Linked DNA regions of Homo sapiens: region 2 is linked to region 1. Evidence: chromatin contacts called from ENCODE Hi-C or POLR2A ChIA-PET data. All regions are on one chromosome and are shown on one strand. The core of a region is the stretch at or near the end of the contact, and the rest is flanking DNA. Distances in the headings are between cores, read along the strand shown. Region 1 holds the start of LRRC41 (leucine rich repeat containing 41). Region 2 holds the start of ATPAF1 (ATP synthase mitochondrial F1 complex assembly factor 1).

What was found. Hi-C counts contacts between places; a loop is a spot of excess contacts on that map. ChIA-PET counts read pairs that join two places held with the same protein, here RNA polymerase II (POLR2A). Pooled maps may share reads with other maps.
Region 2: a map of ascending aorta shows a loop between it and region 1 (4-fold over the local background). The contact joins the promoter of ATPAF1 here to the promoter of LRRC41 in region 1. A Hi-C loop is called at or near these places in 1 of 168 maps with a recorded cell type or tissue (ascending aorta), 1 of 37 single-sample maps with no recorded cell type and 10 of 50 pooled maps. POLR2A ChIA-PET finds 5 or more read pairs at or near these places in 2 of 52 experiments (PC-9 and activated naive CD4-positive, alpha-beta T cell).

The regions. Positions count from the first base shown.
Region 1 is chr1:46,301,605-46,306,129 of GRCh38, forward strand. It overlaps LRRC41 (leucine rich repeat containing 41), which reads right to left and starts at 2,012. Exons shown (of 10, transcript NM_006369.5): 1 at 1,520-2,012. The coding sequence starts at 1,718. It overlaps UQCRH (ubiquinol-cytochrome c reductase hinge protein), which reads left to right and starts at 2,094. Exons shown (of 4, transcript NM_006004.4): 1 at 2,094-2,216. The coding sequence starts at 2,163. RefSeq lists enhancers at 1-517, 8-127, 1,548-1,947, 1,683-2,266, 2,267-2,848 and silencers at 218-767, 798-867, 1,218-1,367, 1,398-1,447, 1,498-1,557.
Region 2 is chr1:46,666,252-46,670,776 of GRCh38, forward strand. ATPAF1 (ATP synthase mitochondrial F1 complex assembly factor 1) reads right to left here and starts at 2,113. Exons shown (of 9, transcript NM_001394565.1): 1 at 1,806-2,113. The coding sequence starts at 2,071. It also overlaps the pseudogene NENFP1 and a transcript of TEX38 not described here. RefSeq lists enhancers at 1-88, 89-617, 2,413-2,562 and silencers at 1,683-2,302, 1,730-1,900.

The DNA.
Region 1 (4,525 bases), core at 762-3,261:
CAGCTTATCCCGGAGCTTCAGTCCCCCCAAACTCCAGGGCCTTTTCCCCACACCCCCTCCTCATGGCATAACTCAAACTCCGCGCCCTGCAACCTCGAGTCCTCAAAGTCCTCACTCCTGTCCTGACCAGGGCCTTCCTCCTGCAAAGACGCCACGGCCACCCGCAAGGCCTCCTGGTGGAACCTCCCCCGCGCCGCTTCCAGGCCCGGGGCCTGCTCTCCTGCCCCCCTCCCCAGCAGGCCTCGGCCGGGCCTGCCACCTCTTCGCCCAACTCCAACCCCGGCCTCCCGACCCCACCCTCACAGAGCCAGCAGCCTCTCAGGCCCGAGGCCTCCCCTGTCCCCAGCGCGGCTAGGCCTGCTTGGCAGAGCCTCACTTTCCCCTCTTTCACTTGCCCCACGTCGGACCCAAGTTTCCCTCGTCAGCGGCCAGGCCGCGGCCAGCGGTCCCCAACCCACAGCCCCGCCTCCCAGCCCAACTGGCCGGTTCGCCCTCCCCGGCCGTTCATCCCGGCGCCCCAGGCCGCCCTCCATCCAGGCCCGGCCCTTTGGTCCCGGCCGCCTTCAGGCCTGGGGCCCCCGTTCACTCCCATTCAGCCCAAGGCCTCTTGGCGGCGCCGCGCCCCCTGCCACGGCAGCCCGGCAGTCCGGGATCCCCGGGCCGTCGCCCCGCTTGGGGCCTCCTTGGCCCTTCCCGCCTGTCCGTCATTCGAGCCTCCCTCGCTTGTTTAAGCCGCTCCGGGCCCCCCTCCACTCGCTCTCCGGTCCCTCCTCGCCGCTCGAGCCGATCCGAGTGGCCTCCGGCGCTCCCTGTCCTGCGGGTCGCACGGTCGCTCGGTCGCTTAGTCAGTTTGGCACCCGAGACCCCGGTTGTCGGTTCGCTCCCGTCAGCCCTGGGCCGTCAGACAGGCCGCGGCGCCCCGACCCTTTCGTTCGGCCTCTCCCCCTGCCCCATTCCCTCGCTCTCCAATCTGCTGTCCTCCCCTCCGCCCATCGGCTTGGCCTCCGGAATCTCGACCCCCGTGGCGTGTCAGGCAGATGCTGGAGCCCCGGGGCCATCAGTCAGGTTCGGTGGCCCCGGGCCTGGCCTGGCCTTGCCTTAGGCCGGGCCTCCTAACCTCGGCCCCTGCCCTAGGGCAGCCGGGCCATCGCTGCCCACCGGTTCGACATCCGAGACTCTCCTGCCCGGCCCAGCCGAGTGTCAGTTCGCGCGGCCCACAGCCGCAATCCAGCCTCAGTCGCCCGGGCCCAGCCTGCTTCGCTCCAGACCGGGCCTCCTGGCCTCGCCCCCCGCGCCCCCGAGCCAGGCCGCGGTGCGGGTCAGCCTGCCCATTTAGGTCTCCGTCTTTACTCTGTCCAGCCCTGTCAGTCACAAAATTCATTCTCCGATCCTACGAGCTGGCTTTCAGCGCCCCAGGCTGGGCCTTGCCCCGGGCCTCCCGGCCTCGCCCCCCGCGCCCCCCGGCCGCTGGGCCGCCCCTTGCTCTTAGCCAGAGGTAGCCCCTCACCCCGCGACTTACCCCACACCCCGCTCTCCAGAACCCCCATATGGGCGCTCACCGCCCGCCCGCACAGCTCGAACAGGGCGGGGGGAGCGTTGGGGCCCGAGGCCGAGCTCTTCGCTGGCGCCGCCTCCCGGGACGTGGCCTCCATGGTCGTTGCCGCCGCTACCTCACAGAACCAGCAACTCCGGGCGCGCCAGGCCTCGGGCGCCGCCATCTTGGGGAGGTGCGCGAGCCCGAGAGTGTCGCCCGCGGACCGCCATCTTGAAAAGGTCAGCAGTTAGGACGGCTCCATAAGCGATATGGGGAAGAATGTGAATTATTCTAAAGAAATTTCGAAGAAATTAGCACACTTTCCAAGTCTCTTAGGAGCTACTATTTTAGATAAACTCCTAGATCAATTATACTTGGGTGTGGTATGACTAAGGGGATGTTTCTTAGCAAAGCCTCCTCGGGTGCAAACATCAGCTACCCCTAACCTCTGCCTGCGGCTGGTAGTACATGCCAATCTGAGCATGTGTTCGCGACCACGATGAGTGTGCCGCACTTCCGGCCAGATCGCCGGATTTCCGCTGAGTGACCCTTACAAGTCCTTCTTGATCCTGAACTGGGTTAGGTGCCGCTGTTGCTGCTCGTGTTGAATCTAGAACCGTAGCCAGACATGGGACTGGAGGACGAGCAAAAGATGCTTACCGAATCCGGAGATCCTGAGGAGGTAAGGCAAGGCGATCCACTCGGCCCTCTTCTCTGCCCTGAAGCCCAGGACCTAGCCCGCCAAAACACGCACGGGGCCCTCTTAGCCCCCAGTTTACCCTCTAGGGTTTGCATAGTCGGGAGCTCTAGTTCCCTCGACCTTTCCCCAGAATTCGTCCGGTGACTTTGGACAGATAGATGACTAGTTTTTCTCTGGGCCTCGGCTTCTGCATTCTGTGAATGTAGTGAAGGTTTGAGAGCGAAAATGTTTTGTGGACTAAAGTCTTGTAAAAATATGACCTATGTTTGCAGTCAGTCAGATGTTCTGAAGCCCGCGTTTCACAGATTTGGGGAGCAAACAGACCGCCTTGCCCCAGCTCAGGTTAGGAATCCCTACCACATCTTCTATGGAGGTTCGGAAGACCTGGCCTTGTGTTCCTTTTCTTTGAGGAAGGTGTGTGTCTTTGGGGACAATGAAAGAATGTACGATGTGATTCTGTGATGGAAGAGGGAGCTCTTTCCCAGAGAAAGAGTGCTGCTATAATTATTGACTGCTTGCTATTCCAAGTGCTTTATATGCACTAATTAATTTTTTTTTTTTTTTTGAGATGGAATCTCGCTCTGTCGCCCAGGCTGGAGTGCAGTGGCGTGGTCTCGGCTCGCTGCAACCTCCGCCTCCTGGGTTCAAGCGATTCTCCTGCCTCAGCCTCCCAGGTAGCTGGGACTACAGGTGTCCGCCACCACGCCTGGCTAATTTTTGTGTTTTTAGTAGCGACGGGGGTTTCACTCTGTTGGCCAGGCTGATCTCGAACTCCTGACCTAGTGATCCGCCCACCCCGGCCTCCCAAAGTCCTGGGATTACAGGCGTGAGCCACCGCGCCCGGCCCTAATTCATTTCATCTACACACTATTCCTATGAAGTAAGTGTTGGGTACTATTAGTGCCATTTTTACAGATGAGGAAACAAGCATAGAGGTTAAATATCTTTTCTAAGGTCATGCAGCTACCAAATTGGTGCAGCCAGGAATTGCGGCCAAGCAGCGCGGTTCTAGAACCAGGACTCTTATCAATTTTGCGACACAGCTACTAGTTGTTTCTAATCTCATTTCCTGTCCGTCTGTTCTCTGGTCACTTGGGGGCAGCCATTCTGGGCTGTGGGTTCAGAATAATTGGAGACTTATTTATCCCTTAATTTTTCTAGTCTTATTATTTCTAAAAAGAAATAGAACCTGAGGCCGGGCGCAGTGGCTCACGCCTGTAATCCCAACACTTTAGGAGGACGGCCGAGGCAGACAGGTAGCATGAGTCCAGGAGTTGGACCAGCCTGGGCAACGTGGCGAAACCCCGTCTCTACAAAAAATATAAAAATTAGCCGGGCATGGTGGTGAACGCCTGTGGTCTCAACTGCTCGGGAGTTTGAGCCCAGGAAGTCCAGGCTGCAGTGAGCCGTGATCGTGTCACTGCACTCCAGCCGAGGCAACCCGAGTGAGACCCTGTCTCAAAAAAAAAAAAAAAAAAAAAAACTAAAGAAAGAAATGGAGCCTGCCTCAGAAAGGTCAGCAAGATCCACCGCTGCAATAGATGAGAAAAAGCAAGTAATTAAGCAGTCAGTTTTAAACTAGGGTATTCTGGCCGGGCGCGGTGGCTCATGCCTGTAATCCCAGCACTTTGGGAGGCCGAGGCGGGTGGATCGGGAGGCCGAGGCGGGTGGATCGGGAGGCCGAGGCGGGTGGATCAGGAGGTCAGGAGATCCAAACCATCCTGGCTAACATGGTGAAACCCCTTCTCTACTGAAAATACAAAAAATTAGCCGGGCGTGGCGGCGGGCGCCTGTAGTCCCAGCTACTCGAGAGGCTGAGGCAGAATGGCGTCAACCCGAGAGGCGAAGCTTGCAGTGAGCCAAGGTCGCGCCACTGCACTCCAGCCTGGGCGACAGAGCGAGACTCCGTCTCAAAATAAATAAATAAATAAATAAAATAAAATAAACTATGGTATTCTATGAGGAACCCATAATTTTTTTTTTTTGAGACGGAATCTTGCTCTGTCTCCCAGGCTGGAGTGCAGTGGCGTGATCCGGCTCACTGCAACCTCCGCTCCCGGGTTCAAGCGATTCTCTTTTGCCTCAGCCTCCTGAGTAGCTGAAATTACAGGCGCACGCCACCTAATTTTTGTATTTTTAGTAGAGACAGGGTTTCACCGTGTTAGCCAGGATGGTCTGGATCTGACCTCCTGATCCGCCCTCCTCGGCCTCCCAAAGTGCTGGGATTACAGGCCTGAGCCACCGCGCCCGGCTGAGGAACGCAAAATTATTGAGGATTAAATCTTTTTATC
Region 2 (4,525 bases), core at 863-3,362, 360 kb after region 1:
TCTGTAGTGGGCCGGCTCCTCCTCAATAAAGAGCCTCACCAGGGGTTTCTGCTTAGTCGGGCATGGCACCTGCCTGGCCAGAGCTGCAAGCAGCCCTGGGGGCTGTACCAGGACCAGGGTCAACCCTGCTAGTGGCTACAGCTGCAACTGGGCCTGCCATAGTGAAGGGGTAGAGAGGGCAAGGGACAGCCTGGGCAGTGAAGCTGTTGCTGGGATCTGAGGATATAGAAATAAATAAGTCAGACTCCCTACCTCAAGGAGCTCACTATCCAGTGGGAGAGACAGGCATAAAAGTAAACAAATGAAAGTACAACAGGTATTATGATGAAAATTTGCTCAAACATCCCCAAATGGTTAAGGTGGTTTCATGCCTCTGTACCTTTGTTTATGTTGCTGCTCCCCTTACCTGGAACATCCCCTCCTCTCCATTCTTTTTCAAAGGAAGTTTGCTAACAGATAAAACTAGAGAGAGACTGGCAGGGACTAGGGTATGAGGAACTTGTGTGAAACATTAAGGAGTTTGGATGTTATTTAGAGGTCAGTGGGGGGATAACAGTATGTGTAAATGTTGATGGGAATGATCCAGTGGGGAAGGACGGTAAAACCAGTTATTTATTTGTTCATGAGTGGGTAAGAATAAATGGATGCTGATAAAGTATTCAAAGTACAAGTAGACAACTCTTCAGAGATGCTTGTGTGTAAAACAGATCAAATACAGATCAACGAGAGAAGCCTGGAGGGGAATGTACATCAAAGAAAGGCTTTTAAGATGACAAATACTTGAGACTATCTCAATGCTGCTGGAAGGAGAGCAAAAATACTCATTCATTTACTGCATAACTGTTTCAAATGGCAAGAAAGATCACTACAGTAGCAGTGAGAGGAACTGGGGTAAAGTAGTCCAGGAATGGAAGTAGGGAACTCTAGTTAGAGGATAATGGCAACAGCCCAGGTGACGATGATGGAGTAGATTAAGGCAGTGGAAGTAGAGATGAGACAGAACTCAAATTTACAGTACTAAGTCTTTGGTTTCCTTTCATAAGACAACTACCTTCTTACCCTGCTAAATTCTCTCCCAAGCCCCTTTAATTTTCACCTCTGATCTCCTTTAGCTCTTCCCACTTGAACTCTTCAGATGCTCCTATAGCCCCTCATATGCACCTTAAGCCCCTCTAAGCTCCAGATCCTTCCCTCTGGAAGCTAAGAGGTGGTGTTAGGGACCCTGGACTCAGAGTCAGACAAATCCCAAACAGCTGTGTGACCTTTGGCAAGTCTCTTACTCTCGCTGATCCTCAGTCTCCTTAAGAGGGTTCAATGGGTGATCCGACTGTGACACTATTAGTCTTTGATGCCCTCCTCCCATCCCCAGTCGCCTTTCCTTGCAGTCAAGGCCCTAAGCTACCACCAGCCTGGGAACTCCAGCTCTGAGCCAGGCCTCAGCTATCTTAATATGTGACCTTGAGCAAGTCAAGTCCCTTCTCTAGAAGGCGTTTTCCCATTTCTATAATGAGGACAGGTGTCTCTGAGCTGCCTGCCTCAGGGCTGTCATAAGAGTCCACCTTAGCGTTTGGAGAACCAAAGCAGACAAACGTGGAACGAGCCAGGGCTTTGCAGAGACTCCCAGCTCTGACACCAATTAGCTGTGTGATCTTGGGCAAGTGACCTAGCCTCGCGGAGCCTGGCTACATCATCTGAAGAGCTGGGACAGTACTAGTGCCCACCTCACAGGGCTGTCCTAAGGCCCAGCAGCCCGGGCCGCCCCTCCTCCCGCCTCCTGCCCGCCTCCAGCCAACCCAGGCCCGCACCTGCGCAGCAGCTGGATCTTGTCGCGGTAGCGGTCGTAGAAAGGGTTGGCCTGGAGCTCGGCCTCGGCCCCGACCCCGCTGCTGTCGGCGCCCCCCTCGGGCCGGCCCGAGCCGGGGCGCACTGGGAAGACGCGCAGCTGCGCGGGTGACACGAGCCCCAGGCCCAGGGCGCGGCTGCGCACCGCGCACAGGCCCCGGTAGAGACCGGCCACCTGCAGGACCGCCGGTCCCGCGCCACCCGCAGCCGCCACCACCACAGCAGCCATGGCCGCCCCCGCCTCCTCCTCCTCCTCAGGCGCGTCGGCCTCGGCCCGCGGCCCGCGCGCCCGCTCCATCCCGCTCCGAGTGCGCCGCGCCCGCGCTCCGGCACCGAGGTTCCGCGCGCCCAAGGTTCCGGGCGCGGGATAGCGGCGAGGCGGGGCGGGGAGGAGGGGGCGCGCCGCTCTGGCCCCGGCACTGCGCGCTCTCGCCGCCCTGTGTATGCCACGGCCCGCCTCCTCCAGGGAGGCTGCCCAAATTCAACGCCCTTCCTCCCTCTGGGACCAGCAGCCTCTGCGCGCCAAGTCCGTTCTCTAAAGCCAGCGGATCTCCATGTCCTCGCGGTGCTTGCCCCTGGCACTCGCTGTAGTGCCAGGCACTCGATGTAGTAGTCCGTCCTTCAGCATCGAAGGTCTTTTCATCAACTATAATCACAGCAGCAAGCTTCTCTTTACTGAGGTTGCTATGTGCAGGACACTGAGCGGCTTCATACTCTGTGTGGCAGTATTATCCTCATCTAACAAATAAGGAAACTGAGGCCGAGAGTAATTATGTGACTTGTTCAAGTTCTACCCGACAGCTGAGCTCTTTTCAAGATGGCAGCTGCCTCCCAAGCCTCCTTTTCCTCTGCTTCCTGACATCCTCCTTGAACTCCAGCCACAGTGACCTATTCTCTCCCAAAGAAACACCAGGATTACTCCTTGAAGAGTCCTTATTCAGGCCCTTTTTGACCCCTGGAATCCTCTCTCCTTCCATTCTCTCAACCCAAATGCCACAATCTTCCTTACCGTCTGAACCAGGTGTGAGCTCCTAGGGTCAGGGACAGTGACATTAACATCTCTGTGTCCCACCTGCTCACAGAACAGGGCCAGTCCTGGAGTGGGCTCTCTGGGACAGTACTCATCATCAGGTCCTTCTTGTCTGGGTTTTGTCTGATTGAAGCCCCTCCTGGGACAGGGGCAGAGCCTTCAACTCTGCTCAATCCAACCTATGCTCATGGAGATCAGCCCTGAGCCCTGCCCTGTGCGAGGAACAGTGTAATGGAAGATGAATAAGTCCTTCAAGTATGCCAGCCCATACCTGGCTCACACTCCTAACACTTGCTGTTTTCTCTGTGGATCTGCATGTGGCTGCCTCCTCATCATCTAAGGGCTCAGTTCACATGTAAGCACCTCCAAGGGACCTAAATGACAACCCCTCCATCTCTTTATAGTCTTTATCCCATCACTCTATTGCATTCTCTTTATAGCAGTTATCATTATCTGAAGTTCTTAGATCCTTGTTTATATTAATTCATTGAGCTTACATTCTAGTGGAGTGAAACAGACAGTAAATATATAATGTTAGGTGATGCTACATGGTATGCAGAAAAACAGCAGGCCAAGAGAGATAGAGATAAGGGGACACTTGAGCAGAGACCTGAAGGTAATGTGGGAATGCTGGGGGAAGAGCCTTCCAGGTAGGGGAAACAGCAAGTGCAAAGGCCCTGATGAGGAGGTTATTGAGTCTGAATGAGTGAGGGCACAGCAGCAGAAATGAGACCAAGAAGGTATAGGGAGGGCTAGTTAGATTGCTTAGGCCTTGGTTAAGGACTTTGATTTTAAATCGAATGAGATCGGAAGTTACTATATGTTTTAAGCAGTGGAGTAACATGATCTACTTTTTAAAAGGATCATGCTGGCTGCTGGTGGGATTTAGGATATGTGGAGGCAAGGATGGAAACTCTCCCAAGGGTGACTAATTTATTCCAGTTTGCCTAGGACTTTCTTGGCTCTAGCATTGAAAGCCCCATGTCCTGAGAACCCACCCCAAGTCCTGGGCAAACCAGGATGTTGGTCACCCTACAGGGAACAGTAATCCAAGTGAGAGATGGTGGTACTTGGACTAAAGTGATAGTGATAAAAAAAAGTGGCCAGATTTTGGTTATATTTTGAAATAAAAGCCTAAAGATCTTGCTGATGGAGTCAGTGTGGGTGTGATAGAATGAAAGGAGTCAAGGATGACTTGCAGGTTTTTGGCCTGAACAACCCGAAGGACAGAGATACTACTTATGAAGAGGAGGAAGGCTGTAGGTAGGGTAGACTTTGGAGGATGGATAATCAGAGTTTGGTTTTGGACATGTTGGTTTGGGATAATTTAACAGACTGGCAAGGAGGGATGTCAACCAGGTATTTGGGTATGAGTCTAAAGTTCTGAGGAGCATTCCAGGCTGGAGAGATACAGTTGCGTACTGTCAGTGTATAGTGATATTTAAAGCCAGGGGTCTGGGTGAGATAACTGATGGAATGAATGTAGATAGAGCACTAAGAACTGAGCCCTAGACATGCCTACATTTAGAGATCAGGGGAAAAGGGAGAAACCAGCAAAGGAGACTGGAAAGTAGGGGCCAGTGATATACGAGGAGAACAAGGGTAAGTGGACCCTGGAGAGAATTCTGTGCTAAATAGTTCCCTAAGTCACAC